7 separate regions of the Mus musculus genome follow, and regions 1, 3, 4, 5, 6 and 7 are each linked to region 2. The links are chromatin loops, found by intact Hi-C in ENCODE. Cell type or tissue: left cerebral cortex. All regions are shown on one strand. Region 1 overlaps Pias1 (protein inhibitor of activated STAT 1). Region 2 has its middle 8.6 kb from the start of Gm25064. Region 3 overlaps Cln6 (ceroid-lipofuscinosis, neuronal 6). Region 4 overlaps Pias1 (protein inhibitor of activated STAT 1). Region 5 has its middle 30 kb from the start of Gm39354. Region 6 holds the start of Pias1 (protein inhibitor of activated STAT 1). Region 7 overlaps Pias1 (protein inhibitor of activated STAT 1).

Region 1 (4,000 bases), 240 kb before region 2:
TCTCCCCTTAGGCTGGTACAAGGCAGGACACCGAAGGAAAGTGACCCCTCTATAGCTGGCATGAAGAATGCAGAGAGCTGGTTTAAACTGGATTATTTTAAGTTTGTAATTCAGCATCAGACACAAAAAACTATGCATCAGTATCCTAAAACTACTAACAGTAACCAAAACCAGACCAAACCAAACCAAAAACACCCAAACAAAACCAAGAACAAAGAAAACTATTCATTTTACCTCAGTTAAAATAATGTTTCCTATTGCTATGTTAATAGAAACACCTCAAAATTTCAGTGATTTCCACTATAATCCCAATTTAGACAAATTATGGTTATCTGAAGTGAGTCTAAATTAATACAGTAATGAGAGATGGTAGAACCTGTATTCATAACACCAGATGAATTTAAAAACATAACTATTTCTGGTTTTAACTGATAACAAATGTCTTGTTTTATTGCGAATTGTTTTGTGACTCTAACACAGCCGTTTCTGTGTGGAACACACATGCGTAGGGGAAGACGATGATGTTACTCACACGCACTTGTTTATAAATACATATATATATACACACACACACACATATACATATCAACACCAACTTTTTTCAAAAATTCAAGTCGACATTTTAGTAGCAGAGAGACTATAAAATAGATATTATTTTTAGATGCCACGCTGTCATGTGAACCACTTCCTTTATTATACAACTGAAGACACAGTCATCATGACTTCTACCTGGATTAATACCTACCGGTCCTTCTGTTATGGATGCAAGGCTTGAAAACAAGTTTACCACACACAAAGATGGTCCTTCCACAACTCTGAAAACATGAAGGTGGGACATAAAAGCCAGTGCAGGAGCTGGTGATGGTGTGCCCTGGCTCTCTGCAGTTACACCTGCATCCTCCATCAGTTGCCATCTATCTCCCACTGTCAGAGCATGCTTTCTTCTCTGCGGACTCTCAAGTATGAGAAGTATTTTTTCCTTCCTTTGACCCTTAATCACCTCCTGAAACAAATTTTAATATATTTACATATTCTGCTATTGAGAGTAGGTGAGACCAATTGGTTCTTGAATTTAAAAAAAAAAAGGCTTCCTATGTCATGCTTTCACTAAAGGTGAAGGAAAAAAGAACACGGCTAAGAAAGGAAGTATACTCGGAGACAGAAAACCAAAATAACTAAGGTTATTTTTGAGTTTCAACTATTTATCAGATAGATTTGGTATGGATCCACATGTGGGCTGTGCTGTACTGTTAACTTTAGGATAACCGATTCTTTCTTTCCTTCCTTCCTTCCTTCTTTTCTTTCGGTGGAACGGAACGACCTCTGCCAGCTCCACACCCCACGGGGCTACGGGGGTTCTTTCACATCCCATTTTGGTATGAAGATCCTCAAGGAAAACTTGTTACCCTGTTGCCAAAATGCAAGTGCTCACAGCCTTGGATTACATACAGAATACTGGCAATTCAGACTTAGAATCAACAGAAGTGTATTGTCATTCGAGGGCCTGCCCACAGACTGCGCATCCAAGCAGCGTTTGCTCCAGCACTTCTGGGAAACACACTCGTAGAGGGTAGACAGCAGATCACAGAGGATCTGGGATGGAGAACATGCACCTAGGGAGAGTTGAGAAAGATGCTCACACAAGAGTGATAATAACCAAATGCAAACTGAGGAGGAGGGGCGAGTGACGACAGAACAGCACATACAGGTACACAGGCGCTCTTGCGCGCACGCGCGCACGCACTCACGCACACAAGCTCTGTCTTGAAAACAAAGGGTATGCAGTAAGATAGACGAGGCTCATAACTTAAGGCTGGTAAAATCTACGCACACACAAACAGAATCCAAGTCTGTCACTTTTAAAAAATGGAAATCAAAGCTATCCCAAACCCATCCCCACAACAAAGCCCACAATTTAAACCTCATACATGCAATTGTTTCCGTTATTGCAAGAAAGATAATGCCATTGAAGTAAAATAAAACCCAAACCACAGGACAAATGGTGAAGTCTTCAGAATCCAGAAAAAATGAACTGAAGGTTTGTGGGTGCTTGTTTTTTCTTTTTCTTTTTTCTTTTTTTTTTTTTTAAACAAGTGTTTTATCAGACAGGCAGTCTTAGATTTATATACAAAAGTAAAACTGAAAATATAGTTTTGTTCTCTGTACATTTCTTTTAATTTTTTTTTCCCTAAAAAAAAGGAAAAAAAAAACCACGCTTGTATACTTTTCTAAACAGGATAAGGTAAAACAGAGCATAGAGTTCTCTTCTGCCAAGTCATTTAATCTGGGATGGGGTGGGAGCAGCAGGGTGAGAGCGTCAGTCCAATGAGATAATGTCTGGTATGATGCCAAAGATGGACGCTGTGTCTGCGCTGCTCCTGCTGGCCACACCATGGCCATGGCTCTCTCTCAGACTGTTGGAAGACACAAGGCTGCTGTTGCTGCCGCTACTGCTTCCGTTGGTGGCTGGCAGAGATGTGCTCCCTCCTGCACTTAGCTGGTCGAGAAACATCTGCGAGGAGGTATACGGGAAAAACCGGGAGGAGTGCAGGAGGTCCTGGTCATCTGAGACCGCCGCTGCAGCTGCGGCTAGCAGGGAGGTGTTGTAATGCTAGGAGGGACCAGAGACAAAACACTCTGTTACAATCAGATGCACCTCGGCGTACTCTTCTCAGCAGAACAAGGCTCCTCAAGTGACAACACATTCTGTAGTAAACGACTGGTCACTATTACTGAGAGCGCTTTGGCATGGTATCTGAGACTGGAATGACATTTTTGATTGTGTGTGCATGTAGTTTGTATTGCATGCAGTTCTTAGCCCTCTGTTTCTGAGGTGTTCAGAAGCAGTAGGAAGGATACATCCCACATTTCCAATGGCAAGTTCAGCTTGAGAACTGTCTCACAGCTGCTCAGCTGCTCCCAGGCTGGGCTGCAGCTCGGTGCAGCCTGCTTCTGCTCTCAGCACTGTAGGTGCTGGGCAAAGGGTTTGCGCACATGAACATCTCTGAGCTGGGAAGCGCAGGAAGAACTTGCTGTAAAAACCAAGCAATGTCCCACCTGCGTGGGGCACTCTGAGTCGGGTGTGCGGAGCTGCAAGTCTCTCCGGGTCAGGGAGCACTGCGGAGTGGCTGTGAAGGCTGAGGACAGATCTGTGCACTATGTGGGCTTTACCAGCACTCTGTGCTTAGACCATTCTATATTTATTAAAAAAAAAAAATCCCAAAGCTATCTTTCTTTAATTTTACTTTGTTTTAAAACATTCATAACATACAAATTAAACACAATGAGTTCTAACATTTTCACGTGTATATGTCTTTTAACCATAACCACTTCTACTACTTTCTCTTGCTCTTTCTTCCCCTAGCTGGTCTCCTTCCTTTTCCAACAGTCCACTTCAAATGTCAGTGTTGCTTACAGAGCACAGACAACTTACCACTGGCTATATCACTGAAGAAAATGTCTCCCCCATTAACCATTAACTGCCTACAAATCTTAGGCTTCTGACTACTTAATTCTTTATAATTAAACACTTAAAACATGAATACACCATATGGCTATGCAAAAAATTCCTTTCTTCCTATCTATATAGGAGATATAGTTATGTATTTTTCTAAAAAGACAAATTCATCACACACACCCTCCCTCAGGTCTACACAGGTCAGGCAGGGGTTACAATCAGTCTACTAGCCACATCTTGTTTCCTGGAAGGTTTTCAGGACAGGGACCATGCCTGCTTCCGGATCCCCGATGACCTACTAGGGTTCATGCTGAGCGGGTGCCCATTCTTCAGAACATGCTGTGGGCCTTGCTTGGATTGTCCCTTTCCCAAAATCTCTTTGATCAGCCAGCTTGGTGGCTCAGCAGGTAAAGTGCTTGCTGTGTAGCCCAACTATTTGAGATCAATGGGTGGAGCACATACAGAAGTGGAGAGGGCTGACTCCACACAGCTGTCCTTTGACTTCCAAATACATGCTGTTACACCAAGCAACACCATGTGTGC
Region 2 (4,000 bases):
CTGGAATGTCTGCTATTGCATACATACGTTCACTGAGTCCTCAGGACATTCCTGTCCTGTTCATACCATTATCCTCATTTTGTAGAGAAAGAACAGCACCAACGTCTCTGAGGAGGCATCCAGGAACATTTTCTGTAGTTTTTATTCTTTCTTTTCTTTGTCTTTTTTTTGGGGGGGGGTGGGGTGGGGGTAAGGTTGAGACAGATTCTCTGTGTAGTCTTGGCTGTCCTGGAACTCATTCTGTAGACCAGGCTGGCTTCAAACTCACAGAGATCCACCTGCCAAGTGCTGGGATTAAAGGTGTGTGCTACCACTGCCCAGCTTCCAATTCTTTCTTAAAAACATTTTTTTTTAAATGTGAGTGGATGAGTGTTGTGCCCTTGAATCACGTGCATGCAGTTGCTTGGTGAGGCCAGAAAAGGATATAGGAACCCCTGGAGCTTAAATTTCGAGTTGCGAGTTGCCCGGTGGATGCTGGGAATCTAATTCAGGTCTTCTGCAAGAGCAGCCAGTTCTCTTAACTACAGAGCCACCTCTCCAGGTCCTGGTTCCCAATTCTTGAAGAAGGTGGGTTTTTTTTTTTTTGTTTGTTTGTTTCATTTGGGTTTGGGGAGATTTTTGTTAGTTTTCTGTCTTTTTGTCTGTTTGTTTGTTTGTTTGTTTGTTGTTTCTCTGTATAGCCCTGGCTGGCCTCAATCTCAGAGATCCACCTGCCTCTGCCTCCAGAGTGTTGGGATTATAGGCATGTGCCACCGTACTTGGCTTTTGTTTGGCTTTAAGTTTCTGTTATTTGAGGTTTTATTTGTGAGTGTGGTTTTTAGATTTTCATTTGTTCCTTTCCTGTTTTGTTATTTGTTTTGCATTTTTTTGTATCGTTTTTGCCAGCTGAAGTGAATGATTGCTTTCTGGTATTACAGATGTTAGTGTTGAAGAATTTGAACCACACACAGAAAATGAAACCTTTCCCCGAAAGGTTAATCCAATTGCCAGAGCTGGCTCTGAAGTCGAGCTCTCTGCTTTAAGTTTTTAAAATGTGTCTGGGGACAGAGGCACTTTCAAGCAAATGCCACCCTCCTCACAAGTAAATAAACTCCCCAGCTGTAGTTCTTTAAGAAAGCACACTTGGTGTGGGGCTGCTTGTCCAGAGGGGTCCCTTTCTCTTGCAGTGGCTGGTTGTTTGTTTTGTTGTCCTCCCCACTCCATAGTAGGAAACCTCCAATCCAGACGGTTCCAGCCCAAGAGCTGGGAGTTGGGCCGCGAAAACCCCAGTTTCAGTTCTGACACACCGTTCAGGCCGGCAAAGGCTAGCATCTTTCCTTCATGTTCCCTGGTCCCCATCTTTCTGCCGGCTGGTCCACTTATACGACGCTAGTGGTTCCGAAGCTCCTGCGCTCCCCCTACCCCCATTTCCCCTTGAATCGGGACCCTTCGAAGTCTGTTCCACCTAGATAGGCGAGGCCAGAGAAGGGGAGTTGTCACGACCGGCGCTAGCAGCAGAGACAGGAGGCTGGCCTCCGAAGGCTGTTCCCACCCACTCATGGGTCTCTGGAGAGCAGGGCTGGCGGTGTGCAGAGCAGCTGGAGGCTCCTGGAAGGCGTCGCACCCAGGGCGAGCTCGCTTGCAGGAGACCAATGCCAGCCACAACAGTGAGTGGCCTCCTGCGCGGAGCTGTCGCCCTCTAGTGGCAGCGTGAGAAAGGTACAGCTGTTCCCTGGGCCCCACCTCCCCTCGTCACTCTCTCAGACCAGAACTGGAACTTGCTAGAAAGGGAAGCCAGACACAAGTAAGTCAGGACTGGAACCTGGGACTCCAGGCAAATTCCCCATTCAACTGACATCTATAAGGACCTCTAGAAACTATAAGGAATAAGCGTCCCAGGCTTGAGATTTGACTCAGGCTATTGCAATAAGAACAGTTGTTAATGAGGAATGTTTAAAACAAAAGGGAAGAGGGCGGGAGTATTAGATAGATAGGCGGGTAAAGAGGTCACCAGAGAGCACCATAGGAAGGAAGGAAGGAAGTGAGGAGATGGCCTTTTCTCGGAACATGCATATCGTGTGGTCGATTCCTAGCTTTCTCCCGGAACCCAAATTTAGCAGTGAGAATGTTGTCAGCTCAGGCTGCATTTGCCAGCACTGTAAACAGCAACACGATATTGTCATTTGTGAGAGGAAGGAGGAGGCGCTGGGAAGATGGCTCAGGGGTTAAGAGCACTTACTGCTCTTCCAGATGAACTGGAGTTCAATTCCCAGAATCCAGCTCACCACTCCAGCCCCAAGAGATGGGTACTATGTGCCCGCCCGTCCGCGGGTGCACACTCACACACACACACACACACACACACACACACACACACACACACACCTACTTTTTAAAAAATGTTAAAGGAGAAGAAGAAAGGGATACTGGGTGGCCCCTACTATTAGGCAGAAGGGGGATTCCTAGGTCCAGACAACGGAAGTCAAGGCAGGAGCCAGACTGACATGCTGAGTCTAGGGCTGGGGCTGCACGAGGCATAGCTAGATTGCTGAAGGTGGAGACATAAAAGATTGTTCAGAGAGGGACGTCCCCTCGGATGCCCTCCCTCAGTCATTCAGCTGTTACATCTTTAATAATCTTCCCTACTGTTTTCCCACAACATGCCTGGTTATGGCACGGCCCTGTGACCAGTGACACAGCTTTCCCCTTCATCTCTGAAGACCCTCTTAAGAGATGTGCTTTCAAGCCCAGGCCACCCTGCTCTACCCAACTTCTGGCCTATGATCCTGCCAGTGAGGAGAGGTGAGCTTTCATGATCTCCTAACAAGGACTCCAAGTAGAACTGTTGTCTCTGGAAGTCCCAGAAGGGAGTTTGGGTGTGTAGCTCTGTCCATTATCAAAGCCCTGGGTTTGATATCTCGCAATGCATAAAACCCCAAGTAGTGCTGCACACCTGGACTCAGAGATGGAAGGAGGATCAGGTCATCTTCAGCTACACAGTGAGGTAGAGGTCAGCCCATGACACATGAAACTGTCACACACACACAAAAAAATATAAATGTGGGGGGTCGGCTGGACAGATGGCTTAGCGGTTAAGAGAACAAACTGCTTTTGCAGAAGACCTGAGTTCTGTTCTCAGCATCCATACAACACAGCTCACAACTGCCTGTAACTCCAGTTTCAGGGGGATCTAATGCTCTCTTATGGCCTCCTAGGGCATCTCACTTATACATGCATACCCCACCCCATAATTAAAAATTACAAATAAGCCAGGCGGTGGTAGTGCGCGCCTTTATTCCCAGAGGCAGGCAGATCTCTGAGTTCAAGGCCAACCTGATCTACAGAGTGAGTTCCAGGACAGCCAAAGCTACACAGAGAAATCTTGTCCTGAAAAACACAAAAACAAACAAAAAATTTAATCTATTTTTTAAAAAGTGTCAGGAGCTCCATCAAGGTGGATGAGGAGGCTAAATCTGGGGAGCCAGACTAGCGACAGCATTGTCCCCTGAGCACTTCTGCCTGCTCACACTTCTAGCTACAGCTGCACGAGGTGCTAGGTAAAGAGGAAGGTCTGGATGGCCAAGGAGCGGAGGCAGCCTGGCAGCCTGGCAGCCTGGCAGCGCCCCCTCTCCTCCTCTCACTGCACTGACTCTGGCCAGCAGAGCCCCTTGTTCAGGCTTGATTTTATCATTGACTTTTCCCATTAGTATTTAAAATAATGGGGTTCATCATGATGCTTCCATGCCTGTGTCATTGTACTCTGCTTACATTCACCCCAATGGTTACACTTTACTGTCTCCTAGTAGGATTTGGTGTCCCTCGGATGGATTCTAGTCTTGCCCTGGTCCTGTCCATGAACATTCCGAGTCTTCCCTTTAAGAAAAAGAATGCCCACTCTATGCCATTATATGTTGGAGGTATGTAGCTTGTTTTGAATAAGGAAGAGGGTTTTGGACCCCTTGGATCTGCAGTTTTGTATAACTGTGAACAACCATGAAGTTCTCTGCAAAAGAAGCACTTT
Region 3 (4,000 bases), 280 kb before region 2:
ACAGGAAGCGAAGCGCTCAGTGTCTGAGGGGCTGGTGTCAGTGGCCTGCAGGCCTCCCTGTGAGTGATGCTCTCTCCCCAGCTGGTATTCCCGATCCAGTGGTTTCCTCTCAACAAGCCAAGTGTCGGGGACTACTTTCACATGACCTACAACATCATCACGCCCTTCCTGCTGCTAAAGGTACAGACTGGCCTGTCTCCCTCCCATCCTCTCCGCCTCCCCCTCCCCTTCCCTCTCCCTCTCTCTCTCACGCATGCATGCGCGCACACCCGTGTCATAAGCTGTAAGCTGGTTCAGTGGGTCGGGGGCTGCCAAGCCTGATGGCCTGACTTTCCTCCCCACATGACAGAAAAGAGAAACAATGCCCACAGATTGCCCTTTGACCTTTACATGTGTACCCATATACATACGCACAAGAAATCGGTAAATGTTTCTTTAAAAATGAGGGCTGGAAAGATGGCTCGTCTGTTAAGAGTGCTGACTGCTCTTCCAGAGATCCTGAGTTCAATTCCCAGCAACCACATGGTGGCTCATAACCATCTGTAATGGGATCTGATGCCCTCTTCTAGTGTGTCTGAAGACAGCTATGGTGTACTCATATACATAAAATAAGTAAATTTTTACAAAAAATTTAAAATGAAAGACATTTCAAATCTCTAACAGTAGGAGATTACAGTGGCCTCAAGATTCAGTTTCTGTGGTTTTTAGAACTTCCACGCTCATTTCATACACCCTGACATTTTCTGTTTGCTAGGGCCTGCCACTCAAAACTCAGATCTGTGCATCATGCTAGCCCACCTAAGGCACACATAGGACACACTGAGGTAGTGGAAGGGCCAGGCCTGGTCAGGACGCCTACCTTGAAGCTCTGATCCCGCCTCTAACTCTTCCACCTCATGTTCCTGGAGAGGAAGTGTGAGTTCGTCAGACCCTGCTGGGTTTACACTCCACCATGATCAGTAGCTAGGCTGCCCTGCTAAGGAACTCACAACTTCCAGAGGGACTTTCTATCCCGTTTTTTTTTCTGAGGGAAGGGTTATCACACATCGTAATTGAGGCAGGGGCATGCCATGGCCCTCATTCTTCACCTCAGCTTATTGAGCGGTCCCCCCGAACGCTGCCGCGGTCTATAGTCTATGTCAGCATCATCACTTTCATCATGGGAGCCAGCATCCACCTGGTGGGAGACTCAGTCAACCATCGCCTGCTCTTCAGTGGGTACCAGCACCACCTGTCCGTCAGAGAGAACCCCATTATCAAGAACCTCAAGCCGGAGACTCTGGTGAGGCTGCCTCCCCTGCCAGTCCTCATGACTCCTGTAGCCCAGGCTGACCATAGATTGTATAAGTCGGCAAGGGTGACCTTGAACTCCTGATTCTCCTGTCTACCTCCAAATTACAAGCATGCACCTAAGTGAGGGAAGGCACTGTTGTCTACTGTCACCCAAACTAGTATGCTCCTAATTGCAAAGGGACACGGTGTCTGACTGGCTGTGGGGTGCACGTCTATAACCCCAGCACTCAGGAGACTAAGGGGATTGCTACAAGTTCAAGACCGGCCTGGTTTATATAGCAAGACCCAGTGACTGGCTCCTCATGGCCCATCTGGTACCCTAGGGAGGGAATGAGAATGGTGTGTGTGGGTGGAGGGTAGAGAGGGGGGCAGGGGTGGGTCCCAGCCCCCCTCACTCTGCCACCCCTGTGCCTTCTCAGATCGACTCCTTTGAGCTGTTGTACTACTATGACGAGTACCTGGGCCACTGCATGTGGTGAGTGACCGGCTGACTGCTCTAGGTTCCATCCAGGGTCCAGGCACCAAGAGATACTGGACAAGGCTCCCTGGATCCCAGGTCTCCAGCTATTGAGTGGAACATCTGGGATGGTATTCTCTGCTCAGTGAAGGTTTTATGAGTGGGACCCCTGGTCAGCATGCTAGGAAGACCCAGCTACTTTCCTTTGGCCTTAAGGGGGCCTCCTAGAGCCTCCTTCCTACATGAAGTTCCCACAGCGGCCACTAGAGGGCAGCAAGCAGATGCTCGTCCTCATGAGCCTGGGGTTGGGGAGGGTGGAGCCTAGTCCTGATAAACAAACACACAGAGAGTTGTGGGTCTGGTGCAGGAGACAGTTGTGGGCGTAGAAAGCTGAGAAGATCCAGCAGGGCCAGGTCTGGGTGCCACAGATTGTATTCCCCATCTTAGAACATTCTCCCAGGGGAATCTCTCTACCATCGCCACTACTGCTGCTCTCAGGAAAATCTCAGGCATGAGAGGTCAGAGTCAGAGACACAGGGCTCAAGTAAAGGGTTTCCTCTTCCTTCATCCTACACAAGATGAACTAAAGCCAGAGGAAAGAGGTGAGAGCAGTTGTTAGCTAGGAGGTGATGGGCTAGCACTGCGAGGCGCTTCCCTCCACACATGCCCAGCACTGGTGTCTCTGGGTCTGTCTGAGGTTATAGGTCTTCATCCTCTTGGTTCAGAAAGGCCTCTCTTGCCAGCTCTTCCTGACCTTGACAGATAGATGACTCCTCCCTTTGGAAGTAGGGAGAGGAGGAACAAGCTGAGAACTCAGGAGAGGTTGGGGGGGTGGACTGGGGATTGAGGGTCGGGGTGTCACTGGACAGAAAACGGTTGCATGTGAGCAGGAGTGATGAGCAAGTGTGCCTGTGTGTGCCTGTGTGCTTGCGCACGTGTGTGTGTGTGTGTGTGTGTGTGTGTGTGTGTTGGAATAGAAAGGGAGCCCTCCGTGTGGAGGGGGAGAAGCCATACTCTCGGATGGGATAGAGACTGTGGGCTGAGGGTGAGTGAGGGCCTTCACAGCTCTCCTTGGCTCCCCCAGCACTGTGTTCTCTCAGACCTCAGCCCTGCTGGGTAGCCCAGTAGCCAGGCTAGTGTGGCACTGGACTTGCTGGTATTTGAGGGACATGGATGGGACAGAGCCTCTCATCCCCTCATCTCCATGTGGAATGAAGGACAGGGCGGGCACCAAGCCCAGAGAGGGAAGGCAGGCAGGAGGTGGTTACCATGGCGCCCACTCCTTCCCCTCAGTTTTAACACAGGAGCCTTTGCATGAGAGTTACCTTTTAGTTTCTGTTCCTCCCACCTTGACTCTTAGGGCAGAAAAGGCTGGAAGTAGAGCAGTGTGCATGACATGCCAACACGGTGACACACTAGGACCAGTGGGAAGGTGGTGGGGACAGCCCCTGGCCAGGCGTGTGAAGCTGTTGCCTCTCTGTCACAGGTACATCCCCTTCTTCCTCATCCTCTTCATGTACTTCAGTGGCTGTTTCACCACCTGCAAGGCTGAGAGCCACATGCCAGGACCTGCCCTGCTCCTGGTGGTGCCCAGTGGTCTGTACTACTGGTGAGTGGACATTGGCACATGGGGTGGACAAAGGGCACAAGCACTAACTGAGCCACCACAGTAAAAGCCCACACATAGAAGCCGGGCGTGGTGGCGCACTCCTTTCATCCCAGCACTCGGCAGGCGGATTTCTGAGTTCAAGGCCAGCTTGGTCTACAGAGTTCCAGGACAGCCAGGGCTACACAGAGAAACCCTGTCTCGAAAAAGACCAGAGAAAGAGAGAGAGAGAGAGCTGTTGCTAGACACCTTGAGAGGTGGGGATGTTTATGTTGTTACCCTCAAAAGGGAGAAAACAGCCTTGAAGTTGTCATTCAAAGTTGTTGCATGATGTCCCCAAGGTCCCAGACCTTGGTTGTAAAGCTGGAGTCCCTTAAGTGAACAGGTCGGCATTAGGGTGCCCTAGAGGCAGACAGGTAACCTTGTAGAAGCTACCAAGTGCCTCTGAGTGTTCTATACGCGGGGTTGCAACAACTCTAGATGTCAGTGGTCCAGCCTTCAAGGGGACAGTAATGACAATAGTCTCCATGTCTTGGGATGGAATCCCCAAACTCAATTGTCTCCAGAAACCAAGCTGGCAAGAGATGAGGCCCCAGGGAGTATGCGAACTGAGACCATGTGTTGCACGGTGTTCTCTGCAAAGA
Region 4 (4,000 bases), 210 kb before region 2:
TCTTCCTAGATCTTAAAGATACTTGACTTGGGCCATGCAGACGTCAAGCAGTGGAACAGTAGTGAAGGCTGCACAGAGAAGCTCTGCTTGAAGATGAGCAGGACACCCAATGCCTATAAGGACTCCCTGAGAAGGTGGTGTGAGAAGCAGCTAGCAAGCCAAGATGAGTAAAGGGTGCGTGGCTGGAAAAGAGGAAGAGAAAAAAGGCCAAGACTATGAGGGAGGAAAGGGGAAGGTCTGAAGATCTCTTTGGTTAGGGTGCAATGGGATTAAGCAGATCAAGACGCTTGGAAGAAGTGAGAAAGCAGTCTTCCTTATAGCAGCCGTTTACAATGCACTCCTGAGATATGCTACAGATGTCCTTACAACTTGGTAAGGTCTGTAGGGGAGAAAAAGATACTGCTCTATTCTGAAGGGCTGATGAAACTGAGGCACAGATTATACACTATGCTTATGATCATGTGACTGCTGGGATGGCCCAGGCAGTAGAAACCAGGAGGAAAGGGGAAGAACGCCAGAAGGCAGTGCTGAGTGAGCAAGTTCCATTAAGTCTTCAACACATCAGAGTTTATTAGAACATCCTAGCCTAACCCCATGAACATTCCAATCCATTCATCCATCCATCCACCCACCCACCCACCCACCTACCCACCCACCCAGAGTTAGGGTCTGAAGCAAGGGCCTCATCCACTAAGAAGGCACTGTGCCATGGAGCTATTTTCCCAGCACTAGTTCTATGTCTTTACACTTAGTAACAAAGGGACACACCCTCCAGCTACATTTCCAGTCAAGTTCTCATGTTTTCTGGGTGGGGAAACAAACTGAGTCGCAAACAGCAAACTTACTTTCATTAGAGCACATTCCACAGTACTGTAACAAGGGAGGGACAAGATTACATTGTCCCTACATTTAAAGCACACAACTTATTAACTAATCTAATACAGAAGAAAGAGTTTTTGAGGAAGAAACCCTAACCTTGTTCACCATCACTCCAAACAGAAACTGGAGAGATGCTAATCAACATTGTGAGATTCTGGACTGACAGCTTCAACCTTCAACCTTGGAATTACACCCAGGACTTTCTATTAATATTTATGATGAGATAAAAACAAACAAACAAACAAACAAACAAACAACTTCCAAAACCGAGTTCAGTGAAACGGTACATGTGCTCTAGTTGAAACATGTAACCAGAGAGGAAACCAGATGCTGCAGGAGTGCTAGGAGTGAAGCGCCACTTGTACCAGTGTCACAGGAGACACTGCACACAAAGACACCAAACCAGCAGCAGCTAGTCAGTGTGTCTGCCAGCCAGCCCTAAGGTACCACCTAGGCCCCAACTATTTGTATGTCATCTCTAATTGTTCATTTTGTCTGTACTTTTACAACATTTGTAAAATTGTTTAAGTCTGTAAGATACTTTCTCCATAATCCAAACAATGTCCTCTGTCCCCCTTTTACAGTAGTGTTCAAATAATTTCACCATCCACAGTGCAAGTTTAATAAATGTTAAATACAGTGCCACAGAGTAGAACAAGAAGTTACAATACGCTTCTCTCCTTCAAGAACTGTGTGGAGTCTACTTAATTTCTTTGAAGAGACTTATCTCTTCCTCCTTTTCACCTCCTCTTCCCAGAGGTCAAACCTCCTTTCCCAAGGCTTCTTCCTGTGAGTTAGGCACCCCTTCTACTAGGTAATTACAGCCTTGTTTCTACTTTGTACTTTTAGGCATAATCTCACTAAGTTACGTAGGCCAGCCTAGAACTGATTGGGCTGGTTTTAATTTTGAGATTCTCGTGCTTCAACCTCCTAAGTAGCTGGAATTATACCCCTGCAGCCCAGGCCAGGTGATCAAGTATCTATCTATAATAGAGTGAGACATTCTGCACACACTCTTCAGAGTATCCTCACAAGCTGAATTAAACTAGTGATTTTAAAATAATTATAGTCATCTGAGATTTACAAAAATAATTTCCTTTCTACCTTTTAAAGATTTATTTAAATTTTATGTATATGAGTGCTTTATCTGCATTATACCTACATGCCAGAAGAGGGCATCAGATCCCATTATACACGGTTGTGAGCTATGATGTGGTTGCTAGGAATTGAACTCAGGACCTCTGGAAAAGCAGTCAATGTTCTTCACTGCTGAGCCATCTGTCTATCTGCCCCCTCTTTTTACGTTTTAAAAAAGGCCTCTAAGCCAGGCAGTGGTGGCACTTGCCTTTAATTCCAGCACTACACAGAAAAACTCTGTCTCCAAAACTAAAACCAAAACAGGCATTTAGGCTACAGATCTTCTATCTCTGTTGTCTAGAAGACTCCCAGTGGGAGAGTTGTCCCCTTTTCCTCTAGTGCTATATAAAAATCATTATAGTACCCCTCCCCTCTTCTCCCTACTACTGCCTTGGTAAGATATTACACACATACACACCCCACATACCAACCAACCAAAAAAACAAAGCACCTTTTGTTATGTTTTTTATTGCAGAAATGCAAAGATGACATTGCATTTCTGATCTTTGTACTCCTACCTTCTGACTCCAGGGAGAATAGGCATGTGTCACCATGCCCAGTTTATGGAATACTGGGATAGGGTGGGGTGGGGGGTAGGATGGGTTTCTTGCATGGCAGATAAGGAATTTCTGAACTAAATTACATTCCTAGCTCTCAAAATCCATTTCTAATAAAGAAATTTCATAAAAGAGAAATCTTATAAATATATCATTACTGTAACTAAGTTCTAAACTAATAGCAGGGCTGAGCATGATGGTACATACTTTTAATCTCAGTACCCAGGAAGCAGAGGCAGCTGGATTTCTGTGAGTTCTATATAGCCTGGTCTACATGAGTTGCAGGCCAGCTAAAACTATATAATGAGATCCAGCTGAACAACAAAATGACCAAGCAAACCAACCCAAAAACCTCATGGTGGGACTCAGAGATAATGAGCACTTGAGAGCCAGGGTATAGGTAGAGTTTTCTTCTAAAGGTTTGTAACTAGTGGTGAAGACAGAAGAATCGCTGAGGACTTCGCTAGGCTTCTAGGCTAGGTCAGGATACCTTGCCTCAGAGGCACCTCCAAGAGTGACAGAAGCAGATGCTGATGCCCTCTACTGGTTTGTTTGTGCACATATTCACATGTTCCTGCATACACACACACACACACAAACGTCATTCTAATACTTAATACTATAATAGTAGTAATATTCTGCTTGACACAGGAACAATCAAGGATTTAATTAGCATCTGTTATGTTTAAAATGTTCCAGCTAGAAGAAGAAATAAATGAGGCATATATATGTCTTATCATTTATGAAAATGACAATCTCAAACTAAACACTACCTTCCTGGAAAAACTAAGAAATCAACAACAACAAAACCAACATATGAACTTAAGTAGGAAACAGCCACAAACCAGTAGCTTCTGAAGAAGTAAACAATGAATAACCCTCGGAAATGTAAAAGAACAAAAGATACACTGGAAATAGCAATGATAAAAGCACCAGAGGAATTACGGATGCAGGACAACTATCCCACCTATGCACTCACTGAGCAGCGTCGAGGAGAATCTGAGCAAACGGACAACTATGGCTCCTGGGACTGAAAACACTACAGATTACTATTAAAATCCTCCAGTTGCCCTACTCATCTGTGACTCTCAAGAAATCTTACTGAGTCTGAGAAAGACCTAGAAGCAAAGTGTGGAAGGTGTGTGGTTAAGAAATTCCACAGTTCATATGTGGTGAAATAATGTGAAGGGAAGCTTTACAGTGTCTCATGCTAACACCTTCACCACTTGTCTCCAAGTCCCTCTCTGTAACTTCTCTCTCAGCTTATCTCAGTTCCTACCAGACAGATGTGAGAGAAATCACAAAACCAGAACTTATCTATCTCTCTAGCCCCTCCAATCATTTTACTGTCCTACTGAGGAAGCTGTCTGTCCTAGCTACTATGAGCTCCTTCAAGGATGCAATTCACTACTGACTATCCTCCTCCT
Region 5 (4,000 bases), 66 kb before region 2:
AATTCTTACTCACTAGCAAAAGGGTCTGGAGAGACAACTCAGGGGTTAAGAGCAGTTGTTGCAGAGAACTCAGGAATGCTTATCCACCTTTGTAATTCTAGGCAGGAGGACAGAGGTGGGCAGATCCTCAGAGCTAATATGAATGCCAAAATAAATGAATTAAAGAAAAAGAAAGAAGGAACGTAAGAAATACATAATACCACTCTACACAAATGAATGTACATTTATTTAATACTATTTTTTATACAATTCCTTTCAATATTCATAAATATTGGATTGGTCTAAATAAACGAAAAAAGGATAAAGCAATAGCTTAGTCAGCAAAATGCTTGCTGAGTTCGAGTCATACTATGTCATTGCTATGACAAAACAGCATGTTCCTATGTGAATAACCGTCTGCTGAACACAGAGCCTTCTCTAATGAGGTCTAAGAGGGGCACTAGTCTCACGTTAAAAGATGCACATTTGGAGGGCAGCTTAACAGTAAGCCCGCTTCGCAGAACTGTAGCGGGAGTTTTTAGCTACTCCATTTTGTGCTCCCTGCAGATGGCACTTGTGCACCCACCGAGGAGCTATCTTTGGATCTGTGAATGAAAGACACACACACACACATACACACACACACACACACACTAGCTTATTTTTGAAATGCCTTGGCTACTCAAAGACTGAGAACTTCTAAACCTTCCCCATTTGCCCCAGGCACAATCAGGGAAGTGACCAGTGGCCACTTACCCAAATCTCTCATGGTGGTAGGCTTTATCTCTTGCAGTGACTTCGTCCCATCCTTCTTCCCCAAGTCATGGCGATTCTCCTCTGTTCTTCTCTGCATCCTAATCCACAAAATCTAAGGGTCCTGTCCTGCGCCTAACCATTGGCTGTTCACATCTTTATTGATCGATCAAAAACCAACTGGGGGCAAGGACCGCTAGCATTTGGACCCTCAGATTCCCTATTGCAACAAAGCATTAGAACCAATCTCCAACACAGAATAATAGTAATATTATTCCACTCCTCTGCTGGTGAGCTCCCAACATGGGTTCTTGGCCAGTTTTACAATATGCCAGGCATGTGCTTCCTCCTAGAGAGTGGGCCTTAAGCACAGTCAGAAGGCAGTTGCTTGTGCCTATAACATAGTGTCAGTATTGTACCCACGGGCATGTCTTGCCACACTGGTCATATTGTAATTGACAGGTGGGTAGACAGATAATGACATTTTCCCTATAGAAAGTTAGGTGTCCCGGAAGAAGCTTTCTGGTGTGCCACAACCTGATTTTTCCATGTCCCGTAATCAGTATGTGTGGTATCTCCTACAATATGGTCTCTCCATTTGAGCATAGAGTAGCCTGTACTGTTTGGGAGGTCTCACGCAGATTTTTAACTTGATTACTCTTTTTAGAAATCACTAAATGTATTTAATTTGTGTGTTGTTGGGGGAGGGTTACTTTCCGTGGCACACACGTGGAGGTCAGAGGACAGCTTTGAACTATCTCTTCTCTCCTTCCACCAGGCAGGTTCCAGGGATTAGACTCAGACCATCCATGTTTGGTGGCAAGCACCTTTAATCCACTAAGCCATCCCACAGGCCTCACTTTTATGGTCTAATATTAGTCTGTTAGACATTACTCGTTGGTTATTTTAAAAATTACAATCTGAAGTGTTCCGTACAAGGAAAAAATGTTAAAAGGAAGTGGCCACCGGCTGTGTCTAGAGCTATGTTTATGGATGATCTTATTGTTTTTCCTTTCATTTTCTGTTCTTCATGTTTTCTGAGTTGACTCTCTCTTACTTTATAATTAGCCATGTAAAATGAGAAAAAATAATGAGGTTTTAAAAACTGACTGTCAAATAGTCTTGAAAAGCCAGTGTGCTTGCCCCCTTCTCCCAAGGAGGCCCTGACATTTAGAAACAATTTAAAAAAAAAAAAAAAAAACAGACTGGAGCACCATTTAATCCTATTACTCTTCTGGACCTCTTGCAAACTAGGGGATGATCCCTTTGCCTCTTCAAAATAAATCCCCCCAAGGTCATGCGTGTCCCCCCTTCCTACCCCCACCCCCCATAGTAACAGAGGGATGAGATTCCCAGGCCTGTGCTCCGCCCCTGCGCCATCTGGCACCCCTGAATTTGATCTAAGAGTCACGGCTGGAGCCAGCCAAATATTCAGCTGCTCAGTAGAAGATATTTCTCCCTTTATGGACACCCCTCCTAGCAAACCGCTGTGTCGATCCAGGACTCAGTTTCCTTTGCAAAAGGAGTAATGCTGCCCTAGCTGTGGAAGTTCCTGGATCAGTTAGTTAGCTTGTTCGCCTCCGTCTAGGGCCCTGCTTCCCCTGCTCTGGGGCGCCCACTGGAAGGCCCGTGGACTGCCATGAATTCATTTGCGGGGTACTCAAAGAAGCAAGCAAGGCTTCTTTTCCCCCCAGATGACTTTTCACACACTGCAGAGGAGGTGAGTGGCTCCCGATGTTTGCTTTCCATATAGGGGTTCTGGATAAGATTTCCTTTGAAACAAGCATCTGAAAACCACGCAGGCCAGGAGACTTTCCCTAGTCCCTTCCCAGAGTGGACATTATTTCTGAGGGGAGGCGGAACCCTGAGGACGGAGCTGAAAGAATGGATAAGAATTCTTCTGTGTTGGCACTCCCGCCCCACTCTCCCTGGAGGCTGAGCTGCTGGGATCAAAGCGGCTGAAGTGGGTGCCACTCCACTGAATTAAGATCTGAGATGCCGGATAAACCCAGCCTGCACTTCTGGGTCCTCCTCCCACCTCCTGTCACCTAGGCAACCGGGAGGAGCCTAGGAGCCTGTTCCTTCCTCCCTGCCCCTCGCTACCCACTCAGACGCCCAGGCCCACGGTTCTTCCCTAGGACTCAGCCCACAGCTCCTCTGAATCTCAGCTTCTGGAGAGTTCCATCCTCTCAACTCCTTTTTGTGCACACAGAAATTAGATTCCAAGCAGAGGGGCCCCAACCCGTTAAAACGATCCCCCGTTTGCATGAAGAATTTGCCTGTCTTCCTGGCAGAGGAGCTACAGGCAGAGTTTGACCTCCAAGGAACAGCATGTCCAGGCATCTACTGCGAGGGCAGAGGACAGTCAGGGAGCATTGGGTTGCAGAGTCTCCTAGAATACCCCACCCAGCTAGCAACCAGAGCAGAAGGCAGCAGGTTGCCAGATGAGGGAGAGGAGCTGAGACCAGGGCCAGAAGATCCTGGAGTTCATTTTCTGTAGAATCTGGGAGTTAAAGACTTATTTTATTTTTAAATGTGTGTGTGAGTGTTGTGTGTGTGTGTATGAGAGAGAGAGAGAGAGAGAGAGAGAGAGAGAGAGAGAGAGAGACAGACAGACAGACAGACAGACAGACAGACAGAAAGCTGGAAGAGGTTTTAGATTTGGATACCTAGAGCTAGAGCTCCAGGCAACCGTGAAACACTTAATGTGGGTTCTCTGCAAGAACCATACTGATGCCTAACCATTGAGCCATCTCTCCAGCGCTGATTTTTCTGAGAGGAAGGTTTCCATGACCTCCAACTCATTAGATAGCTAAGGATGACTTAAACTTCCCAAACCCCTTGCATCCCAAGTACTGAGATAAAAGGCATGTGCCACCATGGCAAGTTTTATACGATGCTGGGCATCAAACCCAGTGGCCTTGTGCAAGCTGGGCAAGTGCTCTACCTACTGAACTACATTCCTGCGCCCTGCTGGGTTATTTCTGCCACCAGGCAACCAGGGCTGGCTAGATCACCTTTAGGAGAAGGTTGTTGCTGGGATTATGATATGATGAAGAGGTAATCACCAGAAAAAGGTCAGTAGAGGTCTTTGTAGAGAGATCCTGACAGGTTGGAACCTGCATGTTAACCGAGCATTTGAGGTAAAAATTAGAGATGGAATTGGCCCGGTAAACACTTCTCAGGATAGTCCATTAGGAGGCTGAGGCTAGCCAAGGGTGAGTGAACTTTTTGTTTTGTTTTTGATGGGGGGTGGGGGGGGGCTCAA
Region 6 (4,000 bases), 140 kb before region 2:
TCCCATATGGTTTTCAAGCCTTACTACATGGTCCATGTATAAAAAACTTGGCCAGCTATTTTTCAAATTGACTCCTAAAAAGTATTAGGAAGCAAAGATAAGACAGCAGCAACTCTGAAGAGGATGGGGGTGGCACATGCTTTTAATCCCAGCACTTGGGAAGCAGGAGGCAGGCAGATCTCTGAGTTCTGAGTTTGAGGCCAGTCTGTTCTATAGAGTGAGTTCCAGGACAGCCAGGGCTACACAGAGAGAAACCCTGCCTCAAAACAAAATCAAAAATAAAAGATGACAGTAACATAGTGACAGAAAAATAATTACATAAAATACACATACTTGAGCTCTGGGGTTTTTTGTTCGTTTGTTTTTATGCAAGGTGGTTGTCTCCAAAATGTTAAATTTCAGAGGCTTTCTTGGTGAAATCAATAGTCTGAAATTGGGATAAAAAAAACTATCCAAGTCAGGAATGGTGGTGAATGCCTTTAATCCCTTTAATCCTAGCACTAAGGAGGCAGAGGCTAGAGGATCCCTGAAGTTTAAAGCCTGTATGGTCTGTCTACACAGTGAGTTCCAGACCAACCTCAGCAACATAGCAAACCTCTGTCTTAAAAAAAAAGGGGGGGGGGGCGCTATCCATTAAGATTTTCTGTCTTAAACAAGTTAGTAATTAGAAGTAAACTTAAAAAAAACAAATACCCAAATCTTGTACAAAAATCTTGATATGTTAACACTCCAAAGTTACTAAGGAAAAAAAGATCTTCCAGTGAGGCTTTTACACACACACACACACACACACACACACAGGTGCACGGAAAGAAAAGTGTCCAGAAACACAGGTAGTGGTCTGCTTGTTTTAGAAGTTATTTCATTATAATGGGGAAAATAATAATTTTTTTTATTGATTATAAAAAGAATTTCTAAATCTCCCTGAGGATTTATAATTGCATAGCCCAATCTCCACTCTGACAGAGATGTGCTATAACCAGCTGTTTGGTTCGCACACAGGAAGCCAGAGAAGGGAATACCATGTTCAGAGCCTCTAAATAATATGCGTTAGTTAAGAACTGCCTGCCTGCTACTAAACCAGAATTATTCAAGCAGAGACCCATTTGTCACAATCCAATCATAAGGGTTCCACCAGCCCTCCCCCAACTGCTTGTGTAGTGGTATATGTGCTTCAGTAAAGGAGCCATCATCAGGTAAAGATTGGGGTGGGAGAAAAAGCGGGGGAAAGGGGGCACCCTTTCATCTAATTTCGCGAGGCATGAGTAATTGGTACAGTTGAGAGGAACGATGGAACGTTCTATTTATTGGAGGTTGGGGTGGGATGGGGGGTGGGTGGGAGGAGAATTTCGTTTAAATCAACATGGCCAGCAAGATGTCCCTAACAAACAAAAGGCAACGGGGGATATAAACACGAACCATTCACCTCCATCAGCTATAGCATCGCCATCATGGTGTGTTTAGAGACCCCCAAGGCTGCTCTCATCTGCCACACCAGAGACAGCAAGAGTGCAGAGAGGTGGCTGCATCCCCACCACCGCTCCCAAAAGCACACTCTTTCAATGGGTTGCTCCCCACCACCACACACACACCCTCCCCGGTGGCCCGAAATCAAGAGAGAAACAGTAACGTCCCGCCCGGGCAGACTCCCCCTGCAACCCTTTAGCCGAACCCCCAACGCCGGCTCCGGGCTCGCTAAACTTTCCAAGAGCTTCTCCCTCGTATTCCCTAGCCGATTGCCCCGGGATCGCGCATTCCCTCTGGCCGGGCACCCATTGACAGGCGGGCGGGCAGCGGCGGCAAGCGAGGCGGGGGCGCCTGGGCGCCGCGGAGGGGCGGGGCGGCCGGAGCCAAGTTCCCGGGGGTCCGAGCGCTGCGCCTGACAGGAGCCCGGGACGGCGAAAGAGGAAGAGGAAGCGGCAGCGGGGCAGTTTTCCCGATCCCCCTCTTCCCAGAGCAGCCTACACCCCCCCACCCCCTGGCTGCCCATGGGGGGGGGGGGGGGAGGCGGGCTGCAAGGTAAGGCACCCAGGCCCCGGGGACCGCCGCTGCCGCCACGTCCCGACTCACTCTCTCTTCGCCCCGCCACCCCCGCCAGAGGCGCCCACAACAATAACACGCCGGGGACGACCCGTCAGCGCCCCCGAGGCACCCGGGGCCCACGGCCCGCCGCAGCCAGGCCCCCTCCACTAAGGCCCGGAGCGCCTCTCCCGCCTACAACTCCAGACTCGGGTGGAGCCCGGCCCGAGCGGGCCCCCCAGGGTCCGACCCATCCCCCCGGCAGCCGCGGCGCCGTCTCCGCGGCCGAATATTAGAAGTGAATTCGAGCTGCGCTTTACCTTTAGTTCCGCACTGTCCGCCATCTTGCGTCTGTCAGCGCAAGCGCAATGAAGCTCGCCGGGGGCCGCGCTGGAACCTCCCCTCTAGCGGACTTGACTCCGCCTCCACCCCGCCCCTCAGCCTTCCCGCTCCGCCCCTGGCCTCCGCCCCACTCCAGGAGCTCGCTGCCCCGCCCCGGGCACGCACAGCTGCGAGACCCACACGCACTATTTAAATAATGGCGCCAAGCGGGAGTTTGACAGTTACTACCCCCTCGGCCTCCCCGCCCCCACACTGGCCGAGCCAGTAGCGCCCAGGGAAGAGGCCACATCTGGGGAGGTGTTGGCCTCAGTCTCATCCTTCGGCTGCCCTCTGAGCCCCAGTTGACTGAAGCCACGGCGCGCCCCCATGCGCAAGATGCGTTCTGCACCTGTACCCTACCCAGCTGCCGGTCGATCACAACTAGCCAATTAGTCAGTTTTGTCTAAGGAGAATTTGACGAAGCGTTTCTGGGTTTACGCAGATCCTCATGATGAGGCAGTTAGGCCAAAAAAGAAAAAAAAAAAAAAATATATATATATATATATATATCATTCCCATGGTATCTTTTCCGAAATAAAAGCTCTGAGGGGAAAAAGGGACTCTCCTAAACAGCATTTAACAGTAGTAGCTAAGGCAAATTCTGAAGACATTTATTCATCGCGTCACCCTGGGTAGTCAGAAATTAGAGAAGATCCCTGACCTGTCGCTCATGGGGTACAGATCTGTGAACTATTAAGATATAATTACTAATGGTGATGAACAGCATAGAGATTAAAAGGCTCACCAAGAGAAAAATGGATTGGGGGGGGTGGGGTGTGCTTAATCCCAGAAGGGTTTTCTTCACCTACATTGATATTTAGACTTACTCCTATCTACTAAAAGCTTCCTTCAAAACCCCAGCCTTTTTTAACTGATCAACTTTTTACTATCAAAATCCTCTTAACATTTGGGTTACTCTGAATTCAAGAAGGCCAGGTCCTGACCAGTGACCTGGATTATTTCACTCCCACATGCCCACATGTTTTACTCCAGTATCTTTATAGTTCCAACCCCCTTTCTTCAAGGAATCATTTTCATCAGCATATAAACATAACCAAAATTCCTTACTTAAATTTATGCTTCCTCTGGATCCAAAATTACCTTCAATGGGTACTCTATTTCTCCGCTTTCTTCACTGAATAAATTCACAAACAAGACTTCATTTTTCTACAAGTACTTGTTCCCATTTCTTCAGTGGCATTACCTCCAAACCTATCCTGAGGCAGCTCCACTGCCTGCCCTATCTTGAGCTCTCATCTACACCTTTTCGAAGCCCACTCTCAGTTCCCAGGGCTTACCTCAATTGCCTAGAGGGAACTGCTAACAGTTGATGTGATTGCTTTCTCTGGAAACAGAGTTCTTGAACTTTCCTCCACATCACTGCCACTGTCCCAACATTCCATTCCTGTCTCTTTACTAGGTAGCTTCCCCACCCCCACCCCTATTCCTCTCTCCTCGTCTCTCTCCCTCCTTTCCGCCCTCCACCCTTTTTCTCTCCTGAGTCTCACTATTCAGCCCTGGAATTTGCTATAAAGACGAGGCAGATCTCTGTGAGTTCGAGGTCAGCCTGGTCTACAGAACTTGTTCTAAGATAGCCAAG
Region 7 (4,000 bases), 200 kb before region 2:
AAGGTGAACACATGTGCATAAATTTGTGATATCTTAAACAAACTGAAAGAAAAACTAGTTAGTCTAGATGTTAAAAACATTAAGAATTTAGATAGCTTATAAATGCATAAAATATATGTAGATAATAGTACTCTAAGTTACCACAAAATATGTATAAATCTACTACTTAGAAATCCATTAAACTCCATGCACACAGACCAACCACACCTGGTGCCATTCCCAGTCACAGAAAAACAAACACAAAGCTGAGATCTTAAGGGACAACTGCACAGAACTGTGGTCCACACATGCTTGCTGGGGGACTTTACAGATGTTTCCTGCTTCTGTGCAATCAGACAGACCTTGAGCATGTGCTGGGGACAGGAAGTAATACGGAATTAAGAATAACACTTATTTTTCAGTGTCTGTAAGAGTGAATAGAGTGAGAACAAGGACTTCAAACCTGCACCCTATTTCTACAGCAGTGATTGCAGTGCAGTGACTGCCCACTCCCCACTGCTCGGATTCAGGCACCTCTTCGAGCAGTCCTTCAAAACTATAAACAGTCACAGTAAAAATGTCCTCGTGTGGTTCTTGTTCATTTTCATCAAATATATCACATACACAACATGTGCTAATTGGCTGTCTAGGTTATCAGTAATCAGCCATTCATAGTTAGGTTTGGGGGACAGTCCAAAGTTATATGTGGCTGGGTTTAGTGGCCACACCTTCAATCCTAGCACCCAGAGAATAGAAGTAGGGGGAGCTCTGTGAGTTCCAGGCCAGCCAGGGCTATGCAGCAACACCCTCTTTTGATTGAACAACCAAAAAGGTTATATATGGATTTACAACAAGGGGTGCGAGTTTGCCTCCTTATTCCTTATGCCTCAGCTTAGTTGCTTAAGGCCAACAGTAAATAACTCCATCAAGTATCTGGATAAGAAGCTGTGACTACCAACCTGTACTAGTGTTCACAATGATTTCAGAATTTATTTAACTATCTTCTGAGGAAGAGTAGCTTCCTCAGACATTTATGAAATTATAATGACATCATGTTTCTCCTTCCCTCCTGCCAATCCCTCCTAGGTACCACCCCCTTTTCCTTACTCTCTTTTAAATATATGCCTCCCCTCTCTCTTCAATTGTGTGTGTGCTTCTAAATATATAACTACAACATGCTCAATCCATATAATGCCCCTTGTATGCATGTGTCTTCGAGGCTGATCACTTGGCATTGGATAACTAACTGTGTGCTCTTCCCTGGAGAAGACTATTTGTCTCGTTCTCAAGATTCCTTAGTTGCCTGTAGTTTTTTGTCTAGGATTGAGGAGGTCTCATGAACTTTCAAAAGGGTTCCGTAGTTTACTAAACTTTTAAAAACCTGAATCAAAACAATTAAAGCATCGGTATCAAAGATCTTTCCAGAGTTGCATACAGGCTCATATGCATTACAAATCTGAGAGGAAGATACAGCATACAGTAGTTTTGATATGGCCCCTGAAACATCTTGCTGGTTCTCAGTAGAATATACTGAAAACATGATCTCAGGGCCAAAACCTCACCTTCAAGACAAAGTCAGTCAAAAGAGCCAAGGGGCTACCTCGCTACTAAAGAACCAAAGATGCTGAGTAGCCACAGCTTGGTGCTACTTTTGCAGAAAATAGAACACTATTTTAAAAACACACAAAAACATTAGTTTTTACATTAAATGAACAATCTTTTGGAAAAATCAAGGATTTCTACAAAAATTGTACCTTCTCATCCTACTGACTAACCTTTACTAAGCTAGAGAGCTGGACAGTGGCTCAGTGGTTAAGAACACTGGCTCCTATTCCAACAGACCAGGGCCTGCCACATGCAGCTCACCTGTCTGTAACTTCAGTTCCAGGGCTTCTGACACTCTCACACAGACACAAGAAGGCAAAACACCAATACACATAAAATAAAAATAAAAATTAAAAAAAAAACCTTATTAAAAAAAAGAAGAAAAGAAAAAAATTTCTTAGATGCCCTCAGAAGCAATGAAAGAGCCTAGAAACAAAACTTGACAAGTTGTGTCTGCAAGCCTGTGTGTTGGTATGCTTCTGTACATTTCTGAGAACTTCCATGTGGGTTCTAAATTAGGGCATTTTAAATTACAAGTGAAACAGGGTGGGGCGGGCTGGAGTATCTGGTGTTTGTGTGTGAGACTGCAGACTGCTGTGCTGTGCTGTCCTGTCTGCCTCTGTTAGAGAAAGCAGAGCTGAACTTACAAAGATCCTCCTGCACTAGCTCAAAGGCCCACTCGACCACAACCGCCCAAAAGCTGATACTTCAAGTGTCTATCAGATGCAGCTTCCGGACTACCCCAGGAGCACCGCTAAGGAGAAGACCCAAATGGTCAACAAGCAGAGTCTCTCAGGGTGCTTTCTCTTCCTAGGTAGCTCACTCAATATCTGCAATACATTTGTTGAGGAGATTATTTTTTAAATTAATTTTAAAGGAACACTCTATTTTAAAACTTGAATATATATTATAGTCAACACTGTACCTTAATTGGACCTGCACTGTGAAGTCACATTTGGTCCCAGAAATATCCCTAAAATAGAATAAGAATAAAAATTGTTTTTAAATATATACATGAAGACATGTCATTCTATTCCTAAGTATCAGAAATGTCAACAGTACTCATACGTGGGGGTGGTGGGGAGAGGGAGGTGGGAGGGAGGAAGGGAAAGAGCTGGGGGCGGGGGCATGGTACCTCTGCTGAAAGTTGAACACAGTTACTAGGGTAGGTTCTGGGCTTACACCAAACTGCAGGTCAGACTGAAGGTGACTTACATGGAGCTGCTGATCTGCTGCACCTGTTGTGGTGTCAAGGCAAATGCAAAACAGGTTTCCCGAAAGCGCTGGCTGTTGTCTGAAGCTGAAGAAAAGAGTTACATTTTAATAATCTTAAAGGTCATCAGTACAGACATAGCCAGAACCACATCATTAATTAACTGTATATCCTAGAGACCAGACAACAAAAGCAATGAGAATTAACAAATTTCTAGTAGTGATATATCAAAACCAAAGGCACAGAGAGGCCTAATTCCAGAAACAGCATTTCAGAACTCAAATTCAGAGGAACACATAGCAAAGACCAACCAAAAGTTGTCTAATTATATGCACACTCTTATAATAGCATACCAATAATACTAATTTCATATACAGAGTTTCTGAGCTAAGAAACAAATGTACCTGCTTTGAATCTACATAGGTGAAACTGCAATTATTTTTGAAAGTAAATTAATCTTTCACTGCCTTCTGTTTATTTTGAGAAATAACTTGTTTGTTTTGAGAAAGGGCCTTGCCATGATGCTATGCAGCAAAGGTCAACCTCAAACACAATTCTCCTGAGCCTGAAAGCTGTGATTATAGTTGTGCACCACCACACCTGAGCACCATACATGTTTTATATACAACGTCATATACAGTTTTTCATAGTCTTGGATGAGTTCACTTCTCAAAGGATCAACATATAAGTGAAACACAAGAATGAAGAACAAAAAGGATGGAGGGGGAGGGAAAAGGAAGGCAGCAAGCAGACAAGAAGCATGCATCACTGTGGCACAAGGGATTCCCCAACTATGCTGAGATCAACAAATACATTGGCTTTCTGAGAGACATTCCAAGACATTCAGGCACAGACATAGGCACGGCACGTGAGAGCAGGAATTTCTCTGGCCAGCCAGCTTCACTGAACTTGAGAGCAGAGCTTCAGGTTCAGTGAAAGCCATGTCCCAAGATGGAGAGCAAATGCAAGAAGACATGTAACATTGTCTTCTAGGGTCCACATAGATACACACACACACACACACACACACACACACACGGTGTCTGAGTGTCAAGTTCTGAACTACTATTTATTGAATAAATAGGTAAATTAAGAAATCTCAGGCTGGGGAATGTGACTCCGTTGGTAGGTTGCTTCCTAGTTAACTCCTGTATCCCATACACTGGGTGTGGTGGCACACATCAGTACCCTCAGTACTCAAGA

The links. A loop is a pair of places that touch in the nucleus more often than their neighbours do. Peaks named below come from ENCODE experiments on the same cell type or tissue, not always from the same donor. Only the 100,000 strongest peaks of a DNase experiment are listed, where the experiment ranks them.
Region 1: it touches region 2 in a loop (3-fold over the local background); 2 of 42 quality-filtered maps call a loop at or near these places.
Region 3: a loop joins it to region 2, with 6 times the contacts of the local background. A loop is called at or near these places in 31 of 42 quality-filtered maps.
Region 4: it touches region 2 in a loop (4-fold over the local background); 12 of 42 quality-filtered maps call a loop at or near these places.
Region 5: it touches region 2 in a loop (7-fold over the local background); 6 of 42 quality-filtered maps call a loop at or near these places.
Region 6: it touches region 2 in a loop (3-fold over the local background); 27 of 42 quality-filtered maps call a loop at or near these places.
Region 7: a loop joins it to region 2, with 4 times the contacts of the local background. A loop is called at or near these places in 12 of 42 quality-filtered maps.

What each region holds. Positions count from the first base shown.
Region 1 is chr9:62,879,651-62,883,650 of GRCm38, forward strand. Pias1 (protein inhibitor of activated STAT 1) reads right to left here. Exons shown (of 14, transcript NM_019663.3): 14 at 427-2,611. The coding sequence ends at 2,318. Among named protein-coding and RNA genes, the nearest start is that of Calml4, 24 kb to the left of the region's middle. In left cerebral cortex, a CTCF peak has its summit at 2,406; a DNase peak (open chromatin) is centred at 2,507.
Region 2 is chr9:63,122,651-63,126,650 of GRCm38, forward strand. No RefSeq gene overlaps it. Among named protein-coding and RNA genes, the nearest start is that of Gm25064, 8.6 kb to the right of the region's middle. In left cerebral cortex, CTCF peaks have their summits at 1,691 (motif pointing left) and 3,612; DNase peaks (open chromatin) are centred at 1,633 and 2,092; H3K4me3 peaks cover 662 bases; H3K27ac peaks cover 697 bases.
Region 3 is chr9:62,845,873-62,849,872 of GRCm38, forward strand. Cln6 (ceroid-lipofuscinosis, neuronal 6) reads left to right here. Exons shown (of 7, transcript NM_001033175.3): 3 at 82-180; 4 at 1,094-1,282; 5 at 1,713-1,768; 6 at 3,237-3,359. It also overlaps the pseudogene Gm10653. Among named protein-coding and RNA genes, the nearest start is that of Cln6, 9.1 kb to the left of the region's middle. In left cerebral cortex, a CTCF peak has its summit at 1,988 (motif pointing right); DNase peaks (open chromatin) are centred at 2,021 and 3,038; H3K4me3 peaks cover 272 bases; H3K27ac peaks cover 415 bases.
Region 4 is chr9:62,913,383-62,917,382 of GRCm38, forward strand. The region is part of intron 6 of Pias1 (protein inhibitor of activated STAT 1); the gene reads right to left. Among named protein-coding and RNA genes, the nearest start is that of Calml4, 57 kb to the left of the region's middle. In left cerebral cortex, CTCF peaks have their summits at 2,051 (motif pointing right) and 3,124 (motif pointing left); no DNase peak of the experiment used is centred here.
Region 5 is chr9:63,056,574-63,060,573 of GRCm38, forward strand. No RefSeq gene overlaps it. Among named protein-coding and RNA genes, the nearest start is that of Gm39354, 30 kb to the left of the region's middle. RefSeq lists an enhancer at 1,437-3,916. In left cerebral cortex, no CTCF peak of the experiment used is centred here; DNase peaks (open chromatin) are centred at 553, 2,175, 2,396 and 2,776; H3K4me3 peaks cover 545 bases; H3K27ac peaks cover 3,192 bases.
Region 6 is chr9:62,978,509-62,982,508 of GRCm38, forward strand. Pias1 (protein inhibitor of activated STAT 1) reads right to left here and starts at 2,371. Exons shown (of 14, transcript NM_019663.3): 1 at 2,340-2,371. The coding sequence starts at 2,363. It overlaps Gm35574 (a long non-coding RNA gene), which reads left to right and starts at 2,006. Exons shown (of 6, transcript XR_379535.2): 1 at 2,006-2,019. In left cerebral cortex, a CTCF peak has its summit at 2,408; DNase peaks (open chromatin) are centred at 1,152, 1,610 and 2,440; H3K4me3 peaks cover 2,045 bases; H3K27ac peaks cover 982 bases.
Region 7 is chr9:62,920,772-62,924,771 of GRCm38, forward strand. Pias1 (protein inhibitor of activated STAT 1) reads right to left here. Exons shown (of 14, transcript NM_019663.3): 3 at 2,800-2,884; 4 at 2,510-2,557. Among named protein-coding and RNA genes, the nearest start is that of Gm35574, 58 kb to the right of the region's middle. In left cerebral cortex, no CTCF peak of the experiment used is centred here; a DNase peak (open chromatin) is centred at 2,178; H3K27ac peaks cover 2,043 bases.